Regions from separate parts of the Mus musculus genome. Here all the other regions are linked to region 4. The links are chromatin loops, found by intact Hi-C in ENCODE. Cell type or tissue: heart. All regions are shown on one strand.

Region 1 (4,000 bases), 110 kb after region 4:
GGAGGGCAGCCTTGTCTCCCTGCTTCTGTACTTTGGCTGAGGGGTTGGATCTCTGCTGCACAAATGTTCAGGGGAGTTGGAGGGAAGGCTCTCCATCAGGAAGAAAGGCAATAAGCACCTGCATGTCCCAGTGAAGGGCCATGAGGAGGACAGAGGGAAGGCAAGCAGGCTGTTTCCTTAGCCTTGACCAGGCCTAAGCATTCTCTTCAAAGCCCTTTCTTCTAGCTGCTTGCTAGTCTGTGCCAGGGCCTGAAGATTGGAAACTTTATTTTCATGTTGTCCAGCAGCAGACCTAATCTCTGGTCAAGGGCAGGGCAAGGATGAAACATTGTCAACATTCCATCCGGTGCTCAGGCCCTGCAGAGCTGATGAAAAGGACACTGTCCCATTCCCACCCCCTCATCCAGTCATGCTTAGAATGAAGGCAGAACCCACCTTACTGGGGAGAGTGGAGTAGTGGGCAGAGCTTCAGAGCTTCAGAGCCTCAGGGCCAGGTGGCCTGGATCTGAAAGTCAGTCCTTATGCACTTAGATCTGTGTGATGTTGTGAAAATTGCTTAATTGCTCGATGCCTCTGTTTCGTCATCTTGAAAAAGACAGTAGACAGACAGACAGACAGACAGACAGACACACACACACACACACACATCCCTACCCAAAAACTATTGAGAAAAGGAACGAAATTAAAAGAAACTTAGGATGTAACAATCCCAGCATTGGGCAAGCTGTGGAGACTTAAGTGTCCAAGGCCTTTGGCTACAAGGCTAGCTGAAAGCCAGGCTGAGCTATGTGAGACCCTGTATTTTTTTTTTTAAACAGAAACAAAAATGGTTTAGTGTGTAATAGGCGCATACAGCTAGAGTCTACTCACTTAGCACTGTTTAATTCATGAGAACAAGGACTGGAAAGTCACCAGGCTATTCTGGAACTAGGAACTACACCATGCAGTCTACACTCATTAGGATCAAAAAGCCATTGTCTTGAAATCTAATCAGTCAAGTCAAGTTACTAAGCTACAAAGTGTTAAAATGTTTTACTGGGGAGTCTGGGGAATATTTTCATGTTTCTGTCACTATCCTTTCTCCATGTTTGTGTCCTGGGTGTATTCCAGTCCCTGCCAAAGAGCCATATTCAATGACGTTTGACTGTGGTGTAGGTTATGTTTCCTTGGGAGGCAGGAACAAGGAAAACCTAAACAGACCAGACAACAGAAAAGGGGAGAAAACATTCCTGTGGAAGCTTCCGGGGGACTCCAGACGCCCACTTCCTTTTAGGACTGGAGACATGTCCTGTGAAACCTGAGGCATCCCTGCCTGAAGCTCTGCACCTTATGCTTGGAGTCCTGGTGTCCAGCAGTTTAGTCAGCCACGCCCATCTGATCCTTCCTCATCTGTCTCGCCCGCAGGCTCTACACAACCTGTCTTAGGTTCTCCTCCAAGCCCATGGACAGCGGCAGTGTAGGCACAGTAGCAAATCCCACAGGCTGACCAGCAGCAGAAAGTGTCCTGAGCTGAGTCTGCCCAGTACAAGATGTAAGCCAGCTGTTGTTTCAGCTGTCAATCGGCAGACCGTTTGATACACGGTCGAGGGAGCGCAGAGATAGATCAGAAAGACAGGGCAGAAAATAACTGGAGTCAGAGATTAGCAGGCTGCACTGAAGAATCACATTTTCGTCTCTTGTGCTCTGGGTGCCAACTGCCTTTCTGCCCCACCCTGGCTGGTTGCTCCCTGGGGCTGTACCAGTTAGGAGGGTGTGTGGCCTCTGCTTTAGGAAGTCCTTTGTTTATACTGTGCTGACCTCTAGAGGCTTCCAATTAAAAGACATCCCGGAGGACCCACATCACTTTGGCATCTACATCCACTTTGGGGCTGTTTCCCTAGAAAACAAAATGCTAGGTTCTTTTCACACTTCTTCTTTGGCTGCTAATCATAGCTTGCCCATTTTATTTTTATTTTTATTTTTATTTTTTATTTTTAAAACGGCACTGTTTTCCATTCCAAAAAAGGGGCAAGGTGCTTTAGAGACTCGGAGGGGCTTTGTGCCTCTTAGGGTATCAAAAGGAAAAGTATCAGCTGGTTCCAGGAGCATTTCAACCCTGCTTCCAAGCTACCAGACGGCTAATCCTGACAAACAAAGGAATACTTGGTCGACTAACTCAGCAGGACTCTGGGCTAGATACCCAGCCTTGGAGTCTCCAAATACTGGGGTGTGGGTTGTTTTTCCCTCATGTTGTGAATCCACCCATGTGTGCTCAGCAAGCCCTGAGGATATTGAGGTACCCACCACACCTGGCTGACTTCACAATGGAAACAAGAGTGTTTATTACGCTAGGAACCCCGTCCTACCATCTTTGCTGCAGTTTGAATCCTGTGATTTACTATAAAGAGAAGGGGTATTCGGCAAGGCAGGAGGACACCTCCAAGCGTTTGAGCTAATACACAGCTGTGGATCTTCCCTGGAAAGGGGATCCTGGGAAAGCATGGCCGGCGGGTCACCATCACTGCTTTATGGGACCTTGTGGCACTCCCTCCTCTACAGCAGGGCTGTGCAGGTGTTCTACTGATGCTCCTCCCCCAAGGGAAATCAGAAATGAGGTCCCCACGCTTACTCTTACCCATGAGAAATCAAAAGGATGGTGGGAAGCTGGGGGAGGGGGCGGTGGTGAGTAGCGCCATACAGACTGTCAAGGAGGGACCTGTCTAGGCCAGAACCTTCCTCCTGCCAGATGATTTCAGAGATTAAGGGCGGAGAGAGGAGAGATGAGTAAGGCCGAGCCTGTGTGATCAAGTCATAGAAACAGGAATTTTCTCATGATAAAAATCTGTCTCCATGGCCCTTCTGGAGCCAGTTTTTGACCAGAGGACCTTAGAATGTGCACACACAGCTTTCCTCTGGACTTGGAATCTTCGGTCAAGACCAAGGACCTCCAATGACATTAAACACCACAGCCTCAAGCTGGGGCTGCTAAGCCGTTTTCGAGTTTAGAGACCCCCTCACTGGAAGCGAGAGACTGGATCTTTAAATAAAGAATGAGACTTGGCTGTCAGCTTTCAGGGCTCCTTCTGACATGCCTTTGTCTAGTGAATCAAGGCAGCTGAGAGCAAGGTGCCGAGTGCAGGATAGAGATTGTTAATTGTGGCACAAAGCATTCCTCACTAGGTTTGCAGAAAGAAACTCTCCCATATGAAACCAGTACTAGTTTAAAGGGAGGTGACAAATTGCTAAACACTAGCCAGAGAGCATTTAGTTCCCAAACGCGTGAATTACCAATCTTCAATCCCACCTTTGATGTAACGGCTCCCTCCCGCCCCAGTGCCCTGGCTTTTCCTTTATAAATCACACACAGTGTTCTGTAACCCGAATCTGTGAAAAGAGTAAAGACGACAAATAGCACCAGGGCTGGAAGGCTCTTTAATAGCAAGCGTATGGTAATTACATCCTTGGATGTGGTCCTTGCTCTCATGGGAGGGAGGAGGAAGCAGATGGGACAAGGTGCAGAGAGAATTTACACAGTTCCCTCTGAAGCATCTAACAAAGGACACAGTTTTTGGCAACCCATTTCACAGTTTGTCATTTACAAGAGAGCTCTCTGAAAGGAAATACAGACTCAAAGAAAGCACACACATCACACAGGAAAAACTCACTGTCTAAAAATAAAAATAAAAAACAGAAACAAACAACAAAGTCCCTTGCTTTTGTTCCTTCTGATTTGCTTCTCTGGAGAAATCTCACTTGTACACAAATAAGCACTGGTCTGAAAGCTGGGTTCGGATTTGCCCAGCACTGAATATTTATTTTAGTGCCTTTTAGACAGCTGGCATGTGTATAGAGCGTTGGTCTCTGCCAGTTCAAAAGGTTCTGGTTAAGGTAGAACCTTGAGATACAAAAAGGAAAGCCCAGGGAAAGGTTGTTTATGAAGCGCACACTGTCAGCTTTCCCCCAATACCAGACGACTTGAACACAGTCCTAATCAAACTGGACGTGAATTCCTATGTAGCTT
Region 2 (4,000 bases), 61 kb before region 4:
AGCTATCCTATGCTATACCGTTAGATTCTATCTGCAAAACTAAAGTCAAAACTTGGCAAGCCGCGACTGTTCAACTTTTTTATATCTTAACTCATTTATTTTTTAGTCAGGAATTTTTAAAAATAATCAAGATAGCTTATATCAAGCGAGATAAGCAAGAAGAGTTTTCCGTATTTAACACTGCATAGTCACTCTAGTCTAGGCAGTGCTCCCCGTGTTGGTTGACTTCATGAGATTTTAGCACTCATTGTTTATTTAGTTATCAATTGCCTAGATATATGGCTCTTTCCCCTTTTAACTCTGCATTCATCTGTACCTTTAAAGCATGTTTCTTATCAATATCACATTCTACTATTTCACCACCTGTAGTTTATTCTTACAGATATAATGACTGCTTGGCTTGGATTGGATTTTTGTGTCTCCGTTTTGTCTTGTTCACTCTGCTTTCTCCATGTTGCAACAGCCCCCACTTTTAAGTAAACCTCCACTTTATTCTTCCCCTTGGTTCCAATGCTACAACTTCCTATTTTTCTTTTAAAATTTAAATATATTTTATCACTTCTTTTAATTATGAGTATGCATGTAGGTATGTGCATGTGAGTACTAGTGCCCTCTGGGGCCAGAGGTGTTGGGTCCTTCCACCTATAGCCTCTCCCAAGGCCGGAGTTGCAGGTGCTTGTGAGGTCCTTGACATGGGTCCTGGGAATTAAAATGACCAAGATGTGCTCTCAATCCCTGAGCCAACTCTCTAGGCCTTAATTTTCTATTCTCTTTGCAGTTAAATAGTGGTTGTTTTTGCAACAGAGTCTCACTGCTAGGCCTGGAACTCAGCATGTAGACCAGGCTGGCAGAGAACTCAGAGACCCACCTGCCTCATCCTCTTGAGTGCTGGAACTGAACAAGAGCCTTGCCATACCTGGCTTTGTTTTTCAAGCTAATATTGGTCCTATATTACTCTGAAGCAAGAAAAATGTATGTACAACAAGCTGGGATCTCAGCTTGCCATTTGGTTGAAATACAAACCTGGAGACAGTCCAACTGTCTTATTTCCCAGTTGTAATTTGAAGTGGCTGCTACACAGACACCTGCTGACCAAGCTGAAAAACACTTGCAGAACACTAAGTGGCTTAAAAATGGCAGCCACTTAGGTACAACAGATGCATGTTCAAATTTGATCTGAGCAGAGGAGAGAAAGGGAGGTGGAGCATTATTAAGATCCTAAGTTGAACAGAAGAGTTTGCATGAAGAAGAAACCTTTTAGCCCTAACTACAATGCTTGAACTAAGAAAATAATCATTTTACTGTGATATCAACTTAGTTAAAGGCCTACCACGCTTACCCTTTATGATATATACACAGGCAAGGCAGCCGTGCTATGGTGTCCCCCTGCTGCAGTTCTTCAAGGCATATTGCACATTCCCCCGTATCTTTACTCAGCACATCCTCTGTGGAGAGAGAAAGAACTCAGTACAGCAAAACTAGCCATCAAACTGAAAAATCAAAAGACAAAACCTCAACCCACCAATGAATGGCATACTACACCTCCCCAACTGCATAAAACTCAGCACCTACACCTGAAGTCCTGCTGACGATGACTGAGTGCTCTTCACTTCTCCTTCTGGACATCTTACACTCCCGGTCCACAGAGGCATAAATAAGAGTAAGCACGGACACACTACCATAGCTCTCAACTTGCACAAGATTCTGATCCAAAGTCAACAACTCAGTTATGTGTAATTTGAAATTCATAATCTTTCCCCATGTGTCAACATTAGTTTAGTGTCTAAGACAGTTCGAAAAAATTTAGTGTAGTATGGCTAAGAAGACATGAATATAAAATAACCATTCTAAGTTTTTTTGTTTTTTAATTAAAGAAAACAAAAAGAAACAATGCCCTACAGGAAACTGCTAAAAAAGCTGCTTATCTTAAAAAAAAAAAAAAAAGCAGATAACAAAAGAAGAGAAACTCTTCATAGCCTTTCCCATCAACAATGGCATGGCAAACCCAGACAGCGATCTAAGTGGTTTCCAGACAGTGCTGAAGGAACTGTAAAAACTCCACGATGCTTACCAACACAAGGGAAAACCAGATGTTCCTTTAAAAAAATTCAGAAATTGTAATTTAAGCCCCACTACTGTTCTATGTATGTATGTATGTATGTATGAATGAGACAGGGTCTTACTATGTAGCCATGGCTGGCCCAGAGTCACTATGTACACCAGGCTGGCTTCAAATGCATAGAGACCACCCCCCCACCCCCCCCCCCCCCCCGCCTCTGCCTCCTGAGAACAGGGAATGAAAGTATACACCACTACTCCAGCTTAATGTTCTATATTAATGTTTAAAGGAACCCTGGTTGAACTTGCATGTTACATATCCTTTGTGTTCCGCTGAAAACCGAGCCGGGCATGGTGGCGCACGTCTTTAATCCCAGCACACAGGAGGCAGAGGTAGGAGGATTTCTGAGTTCGAGGCCAGCCTGGTCTACAAAGTGAGTTCCAGGACAGCCAGGGCTATACAGAGAAACCCTGTCTCGAAAAACCAAAAAAAAAAAAAAAAAAAACCGAAAAAAACCAAACTAAAATAAAACAAAAAACCGCTGAAAACCTAAAGCATGCCATCACTGTAGAGTATGAATAGAAACTTTAGAGACTATGTAGCTCCCCTCAATGATTCATTCTGATGCAGCAGACTGATGGAGAATACAAGCCTGGTAATGAACAACTTTCTCAGCACAAGCTAAGACAGATCATGACCAGCAGCTAACACAGAGATAAGAACACGTGTCACAGCATTCCCTTCAGGTTCCTGCGCTGCACTGTTTCCTATGGAGCAGAGGGGCGGGCCACTGTCATCAGCTGTCGCTGGACCCGAGCTATTCTCTTCCTGTTTCCTCCCTACTTTGGAATTCTCTTCTAGCTCCACCTCCCCCTTTCTTCTCCACTGAAGCCTGAGTGTTTGGCCTGTCATTCAGGGACCCAGGTAACAGACAGGTAAGAGGAAGAGCAAAACATGATGTGCTTCATCCCCAGCACTGCGGAACTGAGAAAACCACTTAATAAAGATTTCTAATTCTTAAAAATTAAACTATATTTCTACCACGTAGATTTTACCTGCAAAAATAAAACCAATTTAAACCTAATAAAGATGTGAATGAATTTTCTAATAAACTTCAAAACTGAAGCACTACTTTTTTAGAGTTTTCAAAATAGTTTTTATTTTATTTTATTATTTTCTTTATTTACATTTCAAATGTTAACTCCTTTCCTAGTTTCCTCTCCGAAAAACCCCTATTCTTTCCCCCTTCCCCTACTCCCCAAACCACCCACTCCAGCTCCCTTACCCTGGCAGTCCCCTATACTGGGGCATAGAACCTTCACAGATCCAAGGGCCTCTCCTCTCATTGATGACCGACTAGCCATGCTCTGGTACATATGCAGCTGGAGCCATGAGTCCCACCATGTGTTTTCTTTGGTTGGTGGTTTAGTCCCAGGGAGCTCTGGAGATATTGATTTGATTGTTGTTCCTCCTATGGGGCTGCAAACCCCTTCAGCTTCTTGGGTTCTTTCTCTAGCTCCTCCATTGGGGACCCTGTGCTCAGTCCAATGGATGGCTGTGAGTATCCACTTCTTTATTTGTCAGGCACTGGCAGAGGCCCTTAGGAGACAGCTGTATCAGGCTCCTATCAGCAAGCTCTGTTGGAAGCACTACTTTCTACCATACATGATTGTGAGATGTATCACAGTTTTATGTACCAATGAGAAAAAACACCTCCATAAATTATGACACGTAATGCCAGCCCACAGGAAGCTTTAGGCAGGTGTACTGAAAGTTCACAGTTACCCTGAGTTATACAGAGTGACCCTGTCTCAAAAGAAAAGCAAACAAAACTGCAGCACACGCCCATCCTAAAACACACCAGTCTCCTCTAGCTGAGGGACAGTGCACTCAGGGTTCAGAAGACACTGACTGGCCCTCAACCTCACTCATCATGATGAG
Region 3 (4,000 bases), 71 kb before region 4:
ACAGCGCAGCACAGCAGGACAGCAGGGCTGTGTCCCCCCCAGAGACTAAAGGTGAACTCTACTTCTTGACATTTTGATAGTTATTTAAAAAGACATTCACTGTTGCAGCCCTGATAGCTCTCTTCCAGTATTCTTAACCATTAGATGTATTTTTGGGGAATATTTATTCACATAATTTTGCTTAATACAGTTCTTTCTACAAAGACTGAATTTAAAAGTATCCACAACATTTTCAATTACAGTAACAACACATTAATAAATTATAAATTAACAAAAATCTTTATATTTGCTTAAAAAATCATTTATCAAATGCTAACTTCCAGATTATCTGGAAAACTAAAGATGCAAGTTGCTAGAAATCTGGCATCCCAATTAAATTCTGATTTTTAAAAGTATATAAAATGTCCCTCAGATTACTCCAAGTCCCACTGCAGAAGTGTTTATTTCACCCTTTTCAGAAGGTCTGATGTTTTACAACTTGCTAAACATTTTACCCAAACATAGGGAAACCTCCTGGAAATGCAAAGCACAATGAAGTAATTACAGAAAGACAAAAGACACCTGCTAGGACAGAGTCACTGTGGCCCCGGAGCGGGGACCAGCAAAACTTTTCAAAGTTGCATAGCTGCTGCAAGATGGTCACTGCTAACAAGCTATTGCACAGTTTCCTTTTAGAAGAAACAATGGATTTCAGAAACTGCAGTTGAGTAGACAGCTCTACATGTAATGAACTAAATGTAATTATGTACCTTGATTTACTCTTTGGATGACACTTTTATATATTAACCTTTAATTCATACTATCGGAGTTTAGCTTTCCAACCCAGAAACCTACTTTTCATACATGGGGGTAGGGGGAGGTGGGGCCTGGAAGTGGAAGAACTTCAATTATACTCTCCATTCACAGAATATTATACTGCTTTGATTACATTTTCTTGGTTCATGTTGAAGACTTTGTAAGAAAGAAATTGTGTGGTTTTCAAGTTAAGAATAGGTGAATGCAGAAACATTATGTTCAGGAAAATAAAAAGTCCCCAAACTAAAAAACAAAACAAAACAAACAAACAAAAAAAAAACCCCAACCAACAAACAAACCAAAACCAAACACATTAAAACAGCAGCTCTAAGAACTTACTAAAAAGGAAATCAACTTTGAAATGAGTTAACTTTGGCGTCTGAATACAAAACATTTATCAGTGTCATCTACGCAGTGACTGGTACAGGCTGTGCAGCATTTTCAAAATCCCTGTGTGTCCCTTATATGCAAGTTTGGTTCGCTGAGTTCTGTGGTTCTTCCTGTCCTTCTCTGGACCCAAGTGTCCCAGAACTCAGATCCTGGCTGAATAAGCCTGCAGCTCTCATTTTCTTCCAGAGACAGATCTTCAAATCTTCTAGATTTCTCAAGCATCTTGTAAAGACAAGAAAACCTGTATAAAAATAAATTACTCTAAGTCATGGTCAATATCAGTAATGCAAATGAAATACAATATCCACTTCCCCATGAACAGTGCTTTATCACAGTAGCCTTTCACACCTCCCCTTTTACTGCTTCAGAAATTTATAAAACTATTCTGTAGAACAAAGCAAGAAACAGAATGATCAGTTAAAGTTTAACATAGTCTAAAAAAAGAATCAGCAAAACTTAAGTCACTCCTTTTCCACAATAAATGTTGAGAACTAAGTATACACATGTACACATGTACATACACCCGCTCAAACTTAAAACCACCTCCTCAAATAAAAACAGTAAGCAGCTTCATAATTAATTAAGACTATTGGGTAAGTAAATTCTTATGCTGTAAATATAATGTGGGGTCTCACTACTTAAGAACTAAGATGTTAAGAACACAGAGATGTTGTCTGAGGTTAACAGAAAGATGCCGGTGACTATGAGATGGGAAGTGTTCCAAAACTCTCATAAGCTTTCTGTGACACTAACAAAAAAAGTTTAGTGATGAGACCATGAACAAAAAGCCTAGGTCTGCTGTGGTCTCAGTGTCTCCTAATCTCCAACACAGCAGCATCAGGGCCCATCAGGGCCACTGGCCACTCTTGTGCCATCCAAGGATACTCAAGGAACAGTCATCAAAGACACTGTCCTCTGGCACCTTGATCTAGGACATTCTCCTGTACAGAGCTGTGATTCTGTTCATCAGCCCTTTAAGGTACTTTGTGAGGCCACCTTCAATGTGCTAGTACAGACTAAAAGAAAATAACTTATCTGCAGGTTAAAGGTTTAGGGATATATTTGGTATACTAACCACTAAGTTAAAAATACCTCCCCCTTTCAATATAGCTCAGGCTGACCTGGAACTTCTGCCACCTTGCCCAGCAAAACTCTCATTTTATTAGCACTGATTTTCAGTATATCTCTTAAAATGCTTCAGTAATTTTCCATAACCGTGTTGACCCAGACACAGGGCAACACTTGACAGCATTTCAAAGCATCCTCCTCATTCAGAAAACATTTTTTTTCAGGCTGGGGATTCAGCTCAGTGGCTTGGAGCCATCTGGCCAGCACACGTAAAACACAGGTTCAAGCTCTAAAACCACCACAAAAACCTCCATCAGGGCTGTGGATGCACCTCAGTGTAACTGCTGGCATGTATAAGACTAAGGGTTTGACTCCCAATATCATCAAACCAAACAATAAAATCTCTACCTTTCTAATAGTGAAAGAAATGCACTGATGTGCATGTGCCCAGTACACCATGCCCCACTGCTCAGCACCAGAAGAAATCTTACTACCCCATTTCTACTTAGGGTCCTTCTAGGTTCCCAGGTGATGGTCTTTCCATGCCCCAGGCCCCCAGTGCCTCTGCTTTTCACAGGGAGCCAGCTGTAGTCCTCACTTCTGTATCTGTTAACTTTTAAAATGATCCTCATAACTTCAAGGCTAAAGAGCAAGAGCTACTAGTTACATCATTTATTTATTGTCTGGGGCGGGGGAGACGGGGGGAGGGGGGACCACACACGTGTGTGGAGGCAGAGAACACGATGTGGGAATTGGTTCTCTCCTACTATTCGGGTCCAGGTTTTCAGGCTTGGTGAGTCACCTAAACCCCGCTCACTGCCTTTGGTTATCGCTGCTGGGATGAAATACCATGACCAAAAGCAATTTGGGGAAGAAATAGTTTATTTGGCTTATACATAAGTCCACATCACTGTTCATCATCAAAAAAAGTCAGGACAGGAACTCAAACAGGGCAGGGACCTGGAGGCAGGAGCTGATGCAGAGGCCATAGAGGGGTACAGCTTACTGGCTTGCTCAGTCTGCTTTCTTATGGAACCCAGGACCGCCTGCATAGGAATGGCCTCTCCCACTGTGAGCTGGACCCTCTTGGATCAATCACTAATTAAGAAAGTGCCCTGCAGGCTTGTATACAGCCTGATCTTCTGAAGGCATTTTCTCAATCAAAGTTCCCTTCTTCCTGTTGACCTCAGCTTGTGTCAAACTGACACAGTCAGGACCTTGCTCAAACTGAGCGGAAGTGTGAGGATGGCGGCAACAGAACCTCAGAACACTGCCGCCCTCCAGTCGCAGTCACAGTTCAGCCCTCTACTGCTGGCTGCAGTCTCTCTACTGCGCCTTCTCCGGCCTCTGAAGTACTCAGACTAGTTAAATGCTTCAGACTTAAAAATGGCCATTAAGTTATTAATCTTATTTTTTCCCTCCATCCTAAATGATATCTTCTATAAATTACCTTATGGGATATAAAGAAAGAGATAGTTATGGGTTTATCTTTAATTCACTAAGCATTAATAAACTAAGTCAGCAGAACAAAACTGTGATGTTTGGCTTATTAGAAGCACAAACATTTCACAACATATTAAGGATGGGAAGGAGACTGGTTAGTCGCATGAAGCAGCTTTTGAAAGGAACTGCCACCTAATCTCAGTCAGCAGCATCAGAACACATGGGTTCAAATTAGCACCAACAGACTGTGTGCCCTCAACAAGTCAACTTTCCCAAGCACGCTAACATCCTTATCTGTGTAACA
Region 4 (4,000 bases):
TGAATAAAAGGGTTTTTAAAACTGAAGGGATGATCCGGGCGTGGTCGCACACACGCCTTTAATCCCAGCACTTGGGAGGCAGAGGCAAGTGGATCTCTGAGTTCGAGGCCAGTCTGGTCTACAGAGTGAGTTCCAGGACAGCCAAGGCTACACAGAGAAAACCTGACTCAAAAAAATACACAAACAAACAAACAAATAAAAAACCTGAAGGGATATAGTTTACATCATTCTGTGCTTACGTGTAAATGTATAATACCAGTCTCATACCGAAAGGAGGTGGCAATATGCGGCTAAGTTCACATTTTCAGGATCAACTGCACCCTTTCTCCTGTTTCAAACAACTTAATTAAAAGCACATCACTGATCTCTAAATTGTTCCTTAACTCTAGTGAACACCGCTCTTCGAAAGACCTTGCCCAATTACTGCCTCTATAGGTAGAGTTGTGATCATTATAAAGATTATCTCTTTAAATAACTGTTCTTGAACTTTTCCACAATCCGCTTCAAACTAAGCAGTAGTGACATTAGCCACACTGTAAAAGTAGCAGTTTCGGGGGTTATGAAGCAACACTTTGCATTAACACATTTAACCAGAAAACAAGTATCCAGTAAGTAGGCAGGGCTATTTACAGAGACGCAAGGATCACAGCTTTGTTAGGAGTCTATCCAAAGGAGAGATAACTTCCTTTTTTCAAACACTCAAACATCCACGTGAGTCCCTTCTGGCTTTGGGCCTTTAAAACTGCTCGCCCTTCAGCTCCGGGGCAGAACTACACTCAGCCACTGATCTCCCCTGACTTCCTGGTACTAAAAGCTACAACCACGAGGCTGTTTCGTCAGTTTGTTTTAAAACAATACTTCTTCCATTCACCGCGTTGCAAGGAGGGAGTGGGGGGTGCGCTTCCCTAGCTGGGGAGCCGCTGCCAGGGCAGGGAGCCGTACCTCCAAACAAGTGCGGGGAGAGGTGGGCCGGGAGCGAGCCGATCACCAGACGCGGCCCGCCAGGGCCCCCGCCCGCCGGCCGGTCCCGGTCCCTAGCGCCGACGCTGTCCTCTGGGCTGCTGTGCACTGAGTCCTGTGAGCCGTACGGGCCGCCGCCGCCGCCAGCGCTGGGGATGCTGAAGGCCGACTGCGCCGCGCGGCCGCCCGACGCGCTGCCCACCGCCCCGCCGAGCGAGCGGCTACGGGGCGCTGCCGGGGCCGAGGCCGCCGCCGCCGCTGCAGCCGCCGCGCCGGCCGAGGCGCTGGGCTGCTGCGCGCCGGACACCGGGGCCGCGAAACGGGCCGCCCGAGCGCCGTCCGCCCCGCCGCCGCCGCTGCCGGTCCCGGAGGGCAGGTCCGAGCCCGAGTAGGCACGGGTGCGGCCGTTGGCGGCGGGGCCGCTCTGCTTGGCGCCCATGTCCGCGCCGCCCCGGGCCGCGAGCGAGCGAGCGAGCGAGCAAGCGAGAGAGGCGGGACGCAGCTCGCGGCTGCCGCTCAGGTAGCCGTGCGGACGCGGTCGCTGCCGGGCCGCCGCGACGGGCCGCTGCCGCTTGCTGCCGCGCTTCGCGGCCTCCGCACCGCCTCCTCCCGGGCGGCCGCTGTCACCGCCGCCATCCTCCGGCTCCCCGGCGGCTCGGAGAGTGGGAGGCGCCCGGCCGGATTGGGGGCCGCCTCCCTGCGCGCCAGCCGCTTGCAACGGGAAAGAGGAACGGGCGGCGCGCGCCCCGGCAACCGTCGCCTCGCGGCCGGCACTGGAGGAGCGGCGGCCGAATCGAGGCAAAGCGCAGAGATTGGGTCCCGCTGCTCTAGCTCTGCCCTACAACTAGGCCGACCCGCCCAGGCCCCGCCCAGCATGTGGTGATGGACAGACCGGTGGCTCCGCCCTCCAGGAGACTCCCCCACCACCAATCAGAAGGCGGCCCCTCCTGCCGCACGTGGCCTGTGAGCGCTGAAGAAAACCAAGTGCACCTTTTCCTGGCTAGGGCGTTCGTGGCAGTATCCCGTGTCTGGAGCTTTGAGTGGGTAGATAATGACCTTCGTTGGTATTGTATACACTGATTAAGCAAACAACAGTCTCAGCAATGAAGACGATTTAAAACAAAAAACAGTACAGGAGCGAAGGACAGAACGAAACAAGGGGAAGGCTGAAGCCAACTTGATCAGAATTATGCTAGGGGAAGGGAAGAGCAAAAAATTGGAAGAACGAACGATAATCCAGCTTGACCTTCAAAGGCAGAGCAAAAACTGAGGTGCAGAGACTATCTTCTCCCGAGATCCAGCCTTCGGGCCTAACACCAAGCCAAATTATGCAGGCTGTAAATTGTTTTACCTTTTTGGACTTTAGCTTCCTTGCCCAGAATGTTTGAGTTAAATCTCCAGAGCGATAGTAGCTTTAAAATCTTGTGGGTTTCTCTAAATGGAACTTAACAGGATTCTAAATGCCTTCCTGTGTGTGGTGCTTGGTCTAGCAGGCTCTGACCCTCCCATTTGGCGGGTACTGGTAGCATTGTCTATGTGCAAGTGTGTTTGTACAAACTGCAAAAATGCACTGTCGCTGTTTTACGCTTTTGTATTTGTGGTGAGTCATTTAAGTAGTGATTCTAGACATTCTTTCAGAAGATAAGGGAATGGAGGGTTGTTTGTTTGTTTGTTTGTTTGTTTTTAATTTGTGTGTGTGTGTGTATAAATGTTTTGCCTGCATGTAAGTTCCCCACGTGTGCCTGGTGCCCAGACTGAAGATCAGACGAAGGTATTCAATCCCTTGGAACTGTAGTTATAGTTAGATGTCACATGGCTGTGCAGGGAATCAAACCCAGTTCCTCTGCAAGAACAGCTAGTGCTCCTAACCGCTGAGCCATCGCTTCAGCCACAAGTTGGACTTTGTAAATAGGAGAAATGAGGCTTTATGAACAGGCTGGCCTGTAGTGCCCAGCTTCTGGAGAGAATGAATCGTGAGGATCACTTGAACCTTAGAATTCAAGGTCAGCCTAAGAAACAGCAAAAACCAGTCTCAATGAGAAGAGGGAGAAAGAAAGAAGAAAAAGAGGAAGAAGGGAGAAGAATATGAGGAAGAAATGTAGTTTTACATATATATGTTTATATATGTGCATAGTGCGTGATATATAGTTACTCTGAGCTTTCATATGATATATCCTCTGAGCTTTCATATGATATATCCTGTATTACATCATGTGGTCAAATGCCTTTTCCTGCAGATGTTACCAGTCACCCCATTCCTAGGACTGAAGACAGTGCTGTGCAACAATGGCTTCATAGCTCTCATTAAGGTGTTCATTAGACACTCAACAGACTATGGCAGTATAGTAGCTTTTCAGTGAAAGAGTGCATTCATGTTTTCCTGTCATATTAAAATCACTCTTTTATTTTAAAAAAAGGGTTTTTACTTTTTATTTATTTGTATATATGTATGTACGTGTGTATGTATGTATGTGGCTACCTCAAGCTATGGCCTCATGTGGTGTCAGAGGACAACTCACAGGAGTTCTTCTTCCTTGTAGGTTCTGGGGGATTGCTGCCTTTACTTGCTTGAGCCACCACGCTGTCCCTAAAATGATTCTTGAAAGTCACTCGTACCCTTACATTATTGCTCTTTGACAGCAGCAGTGTGGAGGAGATTCTTCTCTGTCCTTTCCTTGGTCTGCTTCTCTTAGGGCCTTCTCCTCTCTCTCCAGATAGTAATCCTATGAAGACTGTGTTTTATTACCAAGCAGCTGGGACTTCACTTACAATCTGTAGCTTTGTCACACCCCACCAGTTCTTCACACGTAAGAAACTTGTTCTTAGGTGTGCTCTTAAGTGTTCCTTAAGACAGCATTCTTCCTCTGGTACCTCCATTGGTTCTTTAATGAGAAGCAATGGACAGGAATCAAGACAGGATTGTAAACACACGCCAGAGTAGTATGGTCTAGCTAGGATTAGACCTTGATTCTATTCAGTGATGACTTTGGGACTGGGGCAATCCAAGCCCTTTGCCTTAGCTAAGCCTGTTTGTTGTCAA
Region 5 (4,000 bases), 220 kb after region 4:
GCAGAGGACTTGTGCAAGCTCAAGCCAGACACAATCCCAGCATCGGGGAGGGAGGGAGGGAGGTATGAAATCCCAGCACTGGCTGAGGAACTCCTGGCAGCTGATAGTTGCTGGGAGAGCAAGTGCCAGTTTTCTTTAATGGTATGATCCTTAGCGGGCCCCACTCCCAAGAGTCTCTGAGCATCATTAGCTGCAGGAGATGGAGGAGAAAGAGGAGGAGCAGGAGGACGACTTCAAGGTGAGTAGGGAGTGAGGGTGGAAAGGGTGGCTATGGGAAGAGGGATGAACATGAGCAAAAGGAGCTGTGCGACATTCTCAGAGAACTCGGAAAATATTATTCTAAAGGCAAAGGCTTTCCATCTAAGTTCATCATTCACTCTCCGACAGCAAAGGAGAGCAGAGGGAACCCATGTGATCTTCCTAAGCTAGTGCCATTCTCTTCCAAAGTAAGGCCGTGTTGAATGAAAGCCAATGTGCCAACCGACCCTCAATTTTAAGCAGAGTAGTCTATCCAGAAAAGTAGTCAGCGGTGTGACAGCCTTCAGCCTTCATGGAACAGTGAGTGACACACAAGCCAAAGGAAAAGCAGCGAAGGCTCCAATGCCTTTAGGGCTTTGCCCAGAAGCCACTCAACAGTACTGTCCGTTCTTACTTAGGGAAGAAAAGAGTTGACTCTTACCATCAAACAGATGGCAGGGGCATCACAGAAGATAGATCCACAGAGACAGCTAGAAAAATGTTGGTGCAATGAAGGATACAGAAGACTGTGGGGAGAGGGCATTTTACTACCAAAAGTTTCCACACAGAAAGGGGAGGGAAAGGAAGACGGAAATGATTAAGGTGGGGCAGGAGAAGAAAGTGATTTGTGTGTGTCCGGGCTAGGGTTCAGAGGAGGACAGTAAAGGGTGAAGTTGACTCAAGGGTTTACAATTAAGATACACACCTACTTCTCAGCATTTAGGACAGCATTGGGAGAATGGCACCGTCAAGCCTTCTCTTAAACAACATGCTAATCGGCTTCCAGTATTCAAGGACCTGCAGGCCAGCTTTGAGTTCTTCCTGTATAACCTAATCTCTCTGCTGACATCAGTGGAGATCCTTGAAGTGAAGGCCAGGTCTTAAGGAAAACCTTCTCATCAGACCCTCGGGTAGAGATTTTAAAAAAAATGAATTAACTGTGCTAACTACTATACTACTTGGAGATTCCAGGTACATGCTGACAGGTGTACTTCTGCCTGTACTGGGCTGTGACTTCCTCAAAGTTACTCTGCCAGATCTTCACAAGCCATACACACCTGTCCTTACTACAGAACTGCCCCACCAAAGGATGGGGAAACCCTAGCTCTAGTTGGTAAGATTTCTAGTTTCTGCATCCCCACTGACACGTTAAATGTTAACCCATTTTCCCTAACAAAAAAGTTTAACTTTAAAACGCACCCAGCACTGTTCATATAGCATAGTACTTATAAAATACTGGCTGCTTGGATGAAAATAATGTTCGTTGAGAATCATCTTCAAAGCTGAGGAATAGTTCTAACTTCTGGATAGTTGGAAAGTGCTTCCAAGAGCTAGAAAGGGGGCAGGGTGCTATTTTAAGCCATTGTGCTGGGCAAGACAAGGACACCGTTGTTAATATCTGCATTCATTTTTATGACAGAGTTCTGAAACAAAAGAAATGTTCGGAGAGAAAAGGCCGATCGCCAGCGTACACTTCAGGGCTTAGGGCTGCGGTGCTAGAGTTCCACTACCTCGGTCGGCAGGGGGATGACCCTGAAGGTGCCTAGGGAGATCGACTGCGTGGAGACTCTGGAATCCAGGGGTTGGTGGCACTCGGCACCCTGCAGCTGGGCTGCGCGGCCCAAGCGAGGCCGCCCCCCACCCAATTCGCGAGATTGAGGTGGACCCCGCAGCGGACCCAGGCTGCCGGCTTCACCCGGTACCCAACTCTCCATCCGGGCCGCGAGCCGGCGGAGGGTGCCGCCTGGCGCACCGCACCCACGGAAGCCGGCACTCACCGCTCAGGTAGTTGGTCCACTTGTACAGCACGCCCTCCATGGCACCCGCGGGCCCCTCGTCGCCCCGGCCCGCCGCGGGGACGCCGGGCCGGCCTCACATCCTGGGCCCGGGGGCGGGGTCACCGCGACAGCCTGGGAGCACCAGCTCCGGGTCCCGGGGGCTGCGCCTGCGCCTGGCGCAGTCGGTGTGGACGCCGCAGAGCGGCCGCCAGAGAGAGGCGAGGGAGGCGCGGGAGGCGCGGCCCCTGTGGCGGCGGTCGCGGGCGCCTTCCTGCGGCCACTGAGCCCACAGCGCCCGCCCCGGCGCGCTCGCGCATGCTCACTGCGCTGTGCGCACGCTACCAAATCCACGCCAGGGTTTGGCCACTGCGCGGAGGGGCTGACCGGTGGGCGGGGCTCCGATGCGCACGCGGGTGGCAGGTCACCCATGGGGGTCTAGGCTCCAGGGATCCAGCTTTTAATGACAAGTTTGTCAGTGGAGGAGGATGCGGGCTGAGACCCGGAATCCTCGGATGAGGCTAGTCTGTAGTTTCCGGATGCACTTCTGTGTAAGGCGCTGTTCAAACTGCCGGCCTCTTGACTGGAAGCTTGGTCTCTGGACCGCAGACATTGACTTCACCTGGGCTTCTGTTAAAAAAAAAAAAAAAATCTCTCGGGGGTTCCAGACCTTTTGGATTAAAAATCGGCACTTTTACAAGCTCTCCAAGGGGAATTTCTAAGTACATGAAAGTATGAAAATGCACTGTTGTCAGGATTTTTATCCAAGAAAAGTGTCTATCACAGGTTAGATGGAAGGTGAATGTTGAGAAGAAGCACAACACAACCAAATGTTAGTGTTATAGAAATATGCTCTCAAGGGCTAAAGTGCAGGCATTTTTTCCCTTAGTGTAAGGTTGACAGGTTTAATAAATAATATATCACTTAGTTGGTTATTTGCCTGACTGCACACCTCAATGCCCTGTTTTTGTTGTTGTTTTGTTTGTGTTTTGTTGTTGTTTTAATCTCTTTTGGTGATTTCTAGTTTCTTCTCAGATTGCAGCAATGGACTACATCTGAAATGAGGGCAGCCGTTTAGAACTTTAAGCTGTATAATTGTTAAAACAAGTGCTCTCTCTCTCTCTCTCTCTCTCTCTCTCTCTCTCTCCGTCCTTAAGTATTATCTACTCACCACCAAGGTCACATAAGTGACGAATTATTAGCAGTCACTCATTGACAGCGATGTTTGTAGAATGAAATCAAGCCAAGTCTTAAGGTGGAGTGCCAATTCTTTTCGGCCAAGTGAACTTAAGCAGGGCACTAACTTCTAACCTAATTTTTTTTTTAAACTAGCTTCTCTCCGGGCTAGTTTTTTGCAACTTGATGCAGGCTAGAGTAATTTGGAACGAGGATCTCCGAACCATAAGATTTACCTGTAGGCAAGTCTCTACTGCTTTTTCTTAAATACTGATTGATGTGGAAGGGTCCAGTTCACTGAGAGTGGTGCCACCCTTGGTCAGGTGATCCTAGGTGCTATTAAAAAAAAAAAAAAAAAGCAGGCTGAGCAAGCCAGTAAGCAGCACTCCTCTATGGCCTCTCTACATCAGCTCTTGCTTCCTGATTACTGTTTTGAGTTCCTACCCTGCCTTCCCTGGATAATGGACTATGATATAGAAGTGTAATAGGTAAAAATCCTTTCCTCCCCAACTTGCTATTAGTCATGATGCTTTAACCCAAGAATGGAAACCCTAAGACACTGTCTAAATGGGGGGGGGGGGGGGAGTGGGTGGGTGGGAATAGCCACGTTAAGTTAGTGAGGATCTTGCACCAGAGTGTGCTTTGCGAACCTTAAAGCATCCTAGTAGGTCCTTAGAGTTTCTGTTCTAAATTAGTAACCATAGTTCTGAGCCTTTATTTGTGGCATCTTGAAGAAGGCTGCTTCTCAGTGTCTGGTCTTTCCAAAAACCCGAGTGTCACCTGGCTCCAGACTCCGCAGCTGGAATACTTCA
Region 6 (4,000 bases), 160 kb before region 4:
CTTTGTGAATTTCACATCCATGGACCCCAAACCCACTCATCTCCCTCTCTCCTAATACCTGCCCTCCACCGTTGCAACTTTCCCCCAAGAGAGGAAAAAAAAATCTCACTCTGGAAGCTTTAGTGTGTCACAGTGTGTCACAGTAAACCCTTTTGTCCACACTTCTTTGCTTTCAAATGGACTCATGAGTCCTTGGTCTGCTTTGAGGCCTCTGGCTTCTTCTACACCATCAATACTGGAACCTCACTGAGATTCCTCTTGGATACCTTGCCCTGTGTCATGGAGATCGTGTAGTTTTGGATCTGTAGGACCAGCCCCTTTATGGATTCCGCAGTTCTTCAATGGGATAGATTTTGGGGTGTGCCAATTCAAAGCTCTGGATCTGGGCCTGAGAGGTAGATGAGCTGGTCAGCCCTCCAGTTCTGCACCCACACCACTGGAGTGAGCTCCTCTGCCTCGCCTTGGATGGGCCACCCAATGCTGTCACAAGCAAGGGGCTGAGCCAGCTCTCCTGCTCTCATGCCCTCTTGGCTGGCTCAACCACACTCACACCATCAGGGCCAGCTCTCTTGTGCTGCCAAGGCAGGGTGCAGGGCCCACTTTCCCAAGGGCTGTAGCAGGGGAGGGATGAGGCCAATTCTCCCACTCTCATAACCCAGGGGCCAGCACCCCTGCTTGACATAGGTGGCAAGGGGTGAGAGTGGGGGAAGGCATCTCTCCCTGGTCCTTGTCACCATGTGGCAGACAAATTACCAACCAGCTCTCTCACATTCACACCCTCTGGGCCCACTCACCCACCCATAATTCCCTAATCCAGGGTTGGCTCTACTGTGCTTCTTGGGCAATGTGACGAGTTGTGACGGTGGGGGCAATGTCGAAGCTCTTCTAAGTGCTGGCTAGGGGAGGGGTCAGCTCTCCTAATCTCACCCCCACCCCCACCAACTCTCCCATTATGCTCAAGCAAGGGGTGGGGCCTTTGGTGGTAACATACCCTCTGCTGCTGCAGAGCCATGGATCCAGACATGGCCTCCAGTGGCATCACCAGCCAGGACCTCACCATGGTCCCAGGTCCCAGGTCCCAGGTCCCAGGTCCCAGGTCCCAGGTCCCAGGTCCTAGCTACTCACATCAGGTTGTTCCTCACTACCCTCCAGTCTCCAGTTCTGCCTCTCTTCATTGTGCACACATCCTTCTGCTTCTCTTTCTCTTCCGTTTCTCCACCACTTACGTGCTCTTCTTGGTGGTGTCCAGGGTCTCTGTGTGTCTGGGGTCATCTCAGCAGTGGTCTCAGGAGTGCTATGTCCTGCCTGTGCATTATGATACTAGGCATGGGTTGTCTCAGGCATGGTCTGCCCCTCTCCCCTCCAGGCCTGCTTGGTGCCCGACTGGTGGCCATCTTGGACTTGCTCTTTGCCCAGGCCGGACCACATGTCTCCATAGGAGGGTTGTTTATCTGGTGCCCACAGTTCCAGGGTCCCACGCAGAGTTCGTCCAGTCTTTGGCTCACTCCTCACCCTAGGACCCATCTGGGCCTTTGCAACACTAGACTGGTGGTCATCTCAGGCTCACGTGTTAGGCTAGTAATCCTTCAGTTCACAGATCAGAACACTGAGCATAGACATAGCCTCTCTCTTCTCTGCCACCTACTGACTCCCATGTGACACAGCAGCCACACCAGCAGTGCCTCTAGGGGCAGGGTAGCTGCCAATTTTTAAAATCTAGGAATTGGCAGAGTTCAAACTCAACTCCAAATGTATGACCCATCGAAGTAAAATGAGTAAGCTGGACTTCATAAAATGAAAGGGCAGGCAGGGGGCTCAGGCATATAGCTTGGTTGCTAACCGTCCTTGCCTGGCATGCCCTGAGTTTGGTTCATGGTGTCTGCCCATGCTGGCATAGGTTTTCAATCCCAGCTCTTGGAAGGAGATGCTTAAGGTCATCTTTGGCAATATAGTGAGTTTTAGGACAGCTGAAAGCCTGTCAGAGAGAGAGGGAGAGGGAGAGGGAGAGGGAGAGGGAGAGGGAGAGAGAGAGGGAGAGGGAGAGGGAGAGGGAGAGGGAGAGGGAGAGGGAGAAAAAGAGAAGCAGGGAAAGAAGAAGAAAGAAAAGGCAAATAATTGGAGAAAATATTTACAAGCCACACTCTCAACACACAACATTTAGGTGAATGAACAAGAGACACACAGACATTTTTTCCTCAAGAGAAGATACAGGTGGCATGTAGACAAACGTGAAAAGTCCACGTCATCAGCAAGCTAAAACCACAGCAGTGTCTCACGAGGGCAATACAACTATCCAAATGGCCAAGATGGAATGGGACAGCACCAGAAGCTGGTGATATGCTATGAAGCAGTCACTTAGCTGGTCAACGGTGGAAATGCTAAATGGTTTAGCTATTTCAGAAGATAGATGAATAGGCATTTGAGAAATTGATGCCAAAGGCTGAAAATAGCCCAAAAAGGTAAGCAGTATTTCAAAAAGCTACAGGAACATGTGCTTCGGAATACTGCCCAAGGAAAATAATTAAAGGGGAATCACTATTGATACAAGCAATGGTCTCGGTGAATCCTCTTAGGATTATACTAAATGAAAACAAAATAGCAAAATACTAGAGCCAGTAGGACTGTTCAGTGGGTAAAGGTGCCTGCTACCAAGTCGGAATTCAATTATGCCCCAAAGCCACATGGTGGAAAGAGAAAACCAAGCCCTGCCATTGTTCTATGATCCCCACATGTGCATCATAATATGTATGTACTCATACACCCAAACACACACAAATGTAATACAGAATTTTAAAATGTTATTCCAAAGTGCAGCCTGATTCCATCTATTTTAAAAGTCTTGATACATTTCTAGCAATGCGAACAAGTTTGTGGTTGCCAGAGGCTGAGCACAGGGTGGGACGGTGAACAAGGTTGCTTGGGGTGGACCTGTTCTGTATCTTGACTCTATTAGTAGTCTGTTTTCTGCTTACCATAGCTTTTTTTGTGTTGTAGCTCTTCAAGACTGGGGCAAATTGAGTTACAGGTACATGAATCTGCATTATTTCCTCCAGTTATTTATTAATTTACAAATATCCCAAAATAAAAAGTCCAAAATAACAAGTAAGGAACAGCTGTCCCCAAAAATGTAAATAATAGTCTAAGCAAAAAGCAGAAGGCTAAGAATGAACAGTGCCCTGCAGGTGCACAGTACGGTTGTTCTGGCTCCGTCTTAGCACATCAGGCTCTTAGAATCAAAGTTTTCCTTTCAGTCACTTAGCTGCAGCACTGCAGCACACTGCAGGAGGAGGGAGGCCTTCACGCATGCAAGAACACAGTTCTTGCAGTTTCGGTTTTGCTTTTCTCAGAGGGTCAACTTCATGCGAGTTTTCATAACCATGACTACATGTGGCCAAAAATCTCAAAGCACTTTTGTTTAACTGTCAAAAACGTTTAAAAATATTTATTCGGACGGTTTATTAACATGTTAATTCCTTTACGTAATTCCTTACAGTAAAGGAAAAGGCTCTAGAATATTCGTGGTCAAGAGAAGACTTAACGACAGAGGAGGAGAAAGTCTCCGTCTCTGAAAGTAGATCAAACTGAATCTTATTTTGATCTTAGTTTGCTTAGTTTAACAGCCTTTCTGCCCGGGTCCCGGCATTGGTTGTGGTTACAGGCGCTGGGTGGCACTCTCAGGGGGCGGGCCTTGGCTCTCCGCGGCCGTGGCAGAGCTGGCACGACGAGTTCCCAGGGTGTCACCCCTGGGCGAACTGCGAGGCCTGCCCACTCCCACTGCGCAGTGGCCGCTCGTCCGATGCAGTGTGCGGCGGCTCCTTCCCGGGAAACGAGACAGGGGGGCAGCGCTACGGATGGTCCCCGCCTCCTCCGCCCGCTCCGCCCTGTTCCCTCCCCGGAGCCCACCCGAGCCCAGGCGCGGCCGGCCGTAGACACAGCCAGCTCCTGATCCCGGACCGCGAGCGGTAGCGCCCTCCCTCCCAGCTGTTGTCCCGCCCGATCC
Region 7 (4,000 bases), 180 kb before region 4:
ATCCTTTGTAAATTGTAGTTCACAGATGTGGGGGCTTCGTGTTGCTTCATGTTGTTGTTATTATTGTTGTTGTTGTTTTTCAAAACAAGGTTTCTCTGTATAACAGCCCTGGCTATCTTGGAACTTACTCTCTAGGCCAGGCTGGCCTTGAACTCACAGAGAACTGCCTGCCTCTGCCTCTCGAGTGATGGTATTAAAGGTGCAGTCCACAATGCCCAGCTTCATGTTGCTTTCTGACTGTGTCAGGATAGTCTTCTTTTATTGGTGACCAGATTGACTGGCTATCAGGTGAGAGAGGTCAGGTTTCCCAAATAATCATGGTCTTCCTGTCCAATGACTAGCAGTGAGCCTTGGGGGATAACTGAGACTCTATAAACATCCCTGTGACCTGATGCTCCTGACGGGAAGTTTGGTTGCACCAGAGACAGATGTTCTAATCCCAGTACCCCCATTTCCTGCATTTAGCCAGTATACTTTTTTTTAAAAAAGCAAAGAATTGCTTCCTCATCAGCTATTTGGTTTTCAAAAATACAGTTGGTACTAGAAAGGCAGAACACTCATTTTCTTAAATACCCACTTTTTAAAAGTGATGAAGTGTTAGCCACTGATGGCATGGCAATATGGTTCTCTTCTCTGTTTTAATTTGGTTTACTTCCTGAAGGGAATGACATACATTTAGGGATCATTTTAGAGTTTCCAGTCGTTCTGCTCCTTAAGTTGTTCTCGCTTTGTCTAGTGAATGGTCTTTTAGGAATGACCTTGTTCATCTTGGGGTTCTCATTTTCTGGATTATTGTTCTTTCAAGAGGTAATTTTCACTCCCAGCTTTGACCTAAGATTCAGTCATTTCTCCAGGAATTCTGGCACCTGTCAGTGTGGAGTTGAATTTAGATTAATTTCTGAGGGCCAACGGCAGTCATTGCTCTAGACCTTCAGTTTGCTCTCCTATCTTCATTTCAAGAGCAACAACATGGGTGTTTTGTGTCGTTCTATTTTAAAAAGAGGAAATAGATTGCAACGATGAACAGAGTCAACTGGCTAGCAAATGGCATGTCCGGATCTGAACGTGGGAGAAAGACTACCCTGGTATGCAGTGAGGCAACTTCAGGTAGTGATCCTAAGAAAACTTGTAGGATCAGCCTTCCCATTCCAGGAAGGCTGAGGCAGGAGAACTGCCGCAAGATCCAGGCTAGGCCGACAGCAATTTGAGACTTGTCTCCTCTATACCAGGCGCAGAGCCTACCGCACCACTGGTTGACCTGGGCAATCGCCGCCAGGTGGGGAAAACACAGTCGCCAGTAGCCACTCTCGGGCTGTCCGTTAGACTCGCCAATCAGCGGCGCCTCAGGCAGGGGGCCGTACATCCGAGGGATGCATCCAATAGAAAAGCGACGTCAGTGGGCGGGAGGAGCTGTAGACAGGCCAATCCTGGTAGTTAGCTCACGCCGGCAAGCCGGCAGCCAATCCTCAGCGCGCTCTCTGTGCGGCTCCGCCCGCCGCTCTGCACTACCGCGTGGGTGGCGGCGCACTGCTCTTTTTAGCAGCGCTAGTCCGGCTTCTCTGTGCTTGACGCTGCTGGCGTGGATAAGTGGACATGGCGAGCTCCGACTGTGAGGGCCATGCGGGCCAGGAGGGGGAGACATTCCTGTACTTCGCCTACGGCAGCAATCTCCTGACCGAGAGGATCCACCTGCGAAACCCCTCGGCCGTGTTCTGCTGCGTGGCGCGCCTGCAGGTCAGTGCCGTTGTGCGGGCGACCTGGAGAGCGGGCTAGCTGCGACTCCTGCCGGGAACCTCTAGCCACCGTCGGAGTTCGCAACCCTCCACTGGCTGCCCTTTTCCACCGGTTATGAGCATCCCGTAAGATGCCTTTAATAGGTGCTTCTTAGTCGAGAACTAGCTGCTTTCTGTCCTGTGCGTACCTTATCTATCCCACAGTTCTGTGAAATTCTGCCTGTCCTTTCCTTCGGATCTTAGCGTCCTGGCCTTGAGACCTGGAACCGTGTCTTCAATACTGATAGCAATGTTCGTTCCCTCAGTAGAGTAGCCCAATAAGCTTTTAACTGTGATAAAATGTGTTCTTGACCATAGTTCATTTCCTCTTTAATACGTATTCTTCTGGCACTCAGTGCTGGGGTTACAAGGATGACTGAGCAGCCTAGCTATTTGGAGGACCTTTCTGGTGTACAATCTGATTGTGTGTAGGGCCCTTAATAATTTTAGCCAACTTTGATAACCTTGTCAATTCTTGATTTCAGGCAACAGAAACCAGCTGATTTCAGAAAGGAGAATGGGGAGGGGTGTTGGAAGGCTGTTAGAGAGCTCATGGATTCACCTGAAAGATTGAGTAAACAGGTGGACTACTGTGTGTGTGTGTGTGTGTGTGTGTGTGTGTGTGTGTGTGTGTGTGTGTGTGTGTGTGTATACACAACCAGCATTACAGGAGAGGGCCATCCCTGCTCTGGAAACTGGCCACACCTTTCCTCAACTAGTAAGCACAATATGGAACTGACTCCTGACTGCTGCTTTGCCACAGTTCTGCAATTCCTGAAGCCTAGAGTGGAGTCCCTAATGATCTTAAACACCAGCACTAATTGAGAGCCCCTGCGAGGTGCCCTGATTGGCTAAATCTCACCATGAATCCACGTCCTTACTTAGCAAGCAAGATGATCTGATAACTAGCTCCTAGCCTTTCAAGTTTCAGAAGTGGGAGTCACGCTCTGTACTCTATCTAAAACTCCAAAGAGTGTAGGATTGGAGTTCAAGTACGTGAAGTACAGGAAAGAAATACCACATAAATGATAAATTATAGCTGTGGTTAGCCTTAAAAGAGGACTTGCAAGGTGCAACAGAATATATGACCAGAGGACCTGACCTAGGTGCTCAGGAAAGCCTTCCTGGATATAACTTTTAAGCTGAGACCTGAAGGGAGATGAGGAGAGCAAAAAACTGTCAGGGAGGGTAGCTTGTTCAAAGGACAGGAGATAAAGGAAGTGGTTGGAGTCTACAGGGAGATGTGGCATGAGGGCTGGAAAGATAAGAAAGTGTCATATCCTAACATGACCACAGAGAACTTTGGACAGTCTGTTGCATGCTGTGAGTGGAGTGTCTTACAGGATGAAAGCAGACGATGAGATTTATGTATTTGAAAGCTCATTCTGGTTACTCTGCAAATAGGGCAAGTTATTGGAAGCCCAGTTACGATCTTGCCACATTCATGTCAGAGATAATGCCACCATGATCTAATAGGGTGGTGACAGGGAAGGTAGAGTAATACTCAGAAGATAACATCATAAGGCTTGATGATTGTGTGTCTGTGTCTGTGTGTGTAGGGAAGGTATATCAAATATGACACAGTTTTTGAACAACCAAGTAGGTGATGGTGATAATGTTCACAGAGGAGAATCAGGTTTGGCGGTAAAAATTATAAACTAACTTTGTACTAAATTAAGTTTAAGATGCTTTCCAGACAAGCACATGAACAGTAAATATTTGTGAACATTGGCAAAGAGATGAAGAGATCAGCCCTAACTGTGTGCTCGTCCCAGATCTAAGAGCTTTTGAGCCTCAGAATAGAGATGTGGGATGGTTTTAAAGGTAGCTGAAGCATCCGATGGTATTGGAAGCTGCTGGAGGTAGTGGGACTATTCTGGGCACCTGGATAAATTCAAAAAAGGCCTAAGCTGAATCCCAAGAAACCCAGACATTTCAAAATGGGGAGTAGAGGTGGGATTGGCAGAGATGAGGAGATCAGGTCAACCCTAAATCAGAAGAAAGAGCTGATCTGGACTGGTAGCTACCTACGTTACACACGAGCATTGAGCCATTGAAGCGGACGGAATGACACAGCCTGCTGCCTTTAGCAGGAGGCTGCCAGTCTCTGGTGTGGATTTGATCAGATCTCCTGATACTGGAATATCCAGTTTGCTGCGTGAAGCGCCTTGTCGTGTGGATCAGTGTTTTCCCTGAAGTATCAACCAAGGTTTCTGAGCAAACATAGG

The links. Peaks named below come from ENCODE experiments on the same cell type or tissue, not always from the same donor. Only the 100,000 strongest peaks of a DNase experiment are listed, where the experiment ranks them.
Region 1: a loop joins it to region 4, with 3 times the contacts of the local background. A loop is called at or near these places in 19 of 42 quality-filtered maps.
Region 2: it touches region 4 in a loop (2.1-fold over the local background); 7 of 42 quality-filtered maps call a loop at or near these places.
Region 3: it touches region 4 in a loop (2.0-fold over the local background); 6 of 42 quality-filtered maps call a loop at or near these places.
Region 5: it touches region 4 in a loop (3-fold over the local background); 14 of 42 quality-filtered maps call a loop at or near these places.
Region 6: a loop joins it to region 4, with 6 times the contacts of the local background. A loop is called at or near these places in 9 of 42 quality-filtered maps.
Region 7: it touches region 4 in a loop (4-fold over the local background); 21 of 42 quality-filtered maps call a loop at or near these places.

The regions. Positions count from the first base shown.
Region 1 is chr6:54,703,244-54,707,243 of GRCm38, reverse strand. Mturn (maturin, neural progenitor differentiation regulator homolog (Xenopus)) reads right to left here. Exons shown (of 3, transcript NM_001289740.1): 3 at 3,389-4,000. Among named protein-coding and RNA genes, the nearest start is that of Mturn, 24 kb to the right of the region's middle. In heart, a CTCF peak has its summit at 1,804 (motif pointing left); a DNase peak (open chromatin) is centred at 1,673; H3K4me3 peaks cover 689 bases; H3K27ac peaks cover 642 bases; H3K27me3 peaks cover 1,755 bases.
Region 2 is chr6:54,875,794-54,879,793 of GRCm38, reverse strand. It overlaps Znrf2 (zinc and ring finger 2), which reads right to left. Exons shown (of 5, transcript NM_199143.2): 3 at 1,340-1,445. Among named protein-coding and RNA genes, the nearest start is that of Znrf2, 61 kb to the right of the region's middle. In heart, no CTCF peak of the experiment used is centred here; no DNase peak of the experiment used is centred here; H3K4me3 peaks cover 355 bases.
Region 3 is chr6:54,885,882-54,889,881 of GRCm38, reverse strand. Znrf2 (zinc and ring finger 2) reads right to left here. Exons shown (of 5, transcript NM_199143.2): 5 at 1-1,426. Among named protein-coding and RNA genes, the nearest start is that of Znrf2, 71 kb to the right of the region's middle. In heart, no CTCF peak of the experiment used is centred here; no DNase peak of the experiment used is centred here; H3K27ac peaks cover 2 bases.
Region 4 is chr6:54,814,415-54,818,414 of GRCm38, reverse strand. It overlaps Znrf2 (zinc and ring finger 2), which reads right to left and starts at 1,499. Exons shown (of 5, transcript NM_199143.2): 1 at 943-1,499. The coding sequence starts at 1,399. In heart, CTCF peaks have their summits at 750 and 1,597; DNase peaks (open chromatin) are centred at 914 and 1,804; H3K4me3 peaks cover 2,423 bases; H3K27ac peaks cover 2,477 bases.
Region 5 is chr6:54,593,487-54,597,486 of GRCm38, reverse strand. Plekha8 (pleckstrin homology domain containing, family A (phosphoinositide binding specific) member 8) reads right to left here and starts at 2,376. Exons shown (of 14, transcript NM_001164361.1): 1 at 2,016-2,376. The coding sequence starts at 2,055. It also overlaps a transcript of Fkbp14 not described here. In heart, a CTCF peak has its summit at 2,302; a DNase peak (open chromatin) is centred at 2,276; H3K4me3 peaks cover 2,363 bases; H3K27ac peaks cover 1,815 bases.
Region 6 is chr6:54,972,346-54,976,345 of GRCm38, reverse strand. Nod1 (nucleotide-binding oligomerization domain containing 1) reads left to right here and starts at 3,734. Exons shown (of 12, transcript NM_172729.3): 1 at 3,734-4,000. It overlaps Gm24230 (a small nucleolar RNA gene), which reads right to left and starts at 1,695; the gene lies at 1,567-1,695. In heart, CTCF peaks have their summits at 1,663 (motif pointing left) and 3,278; DNase peaks (open chromatin) are centred at 535, 1,605, 3,275 and 3,825; H3K4me3 peaks cover 929 bases; H3K27ac peaks cover 437 bases; H3K27me3 peaks cover 668 bases.
Region 7 is chr6:54,990,429-54,994,428 of GRCm38, reverse strand. It overlaps Ggct (gamma-glutamyl cyclotransferase), which reads left to right and starts at 1,562. Exons shown (of 4, transcript NM_026637.3): 1 at 1,562-1,734. The coding sequence starts at 1,594. RefSeq lists a cis regulatory region at 1,328-1,337 and an enhancer at 1,318-1,347. In heart, CTCF peaks have their summits at 1,290 and 1,592 (motif pointing right); a DNase peak (open chromatin) is centred at 1,458; H3K4me3 peaks cover 1,534 bases; H3K27ac peaks cover 1,152 bases.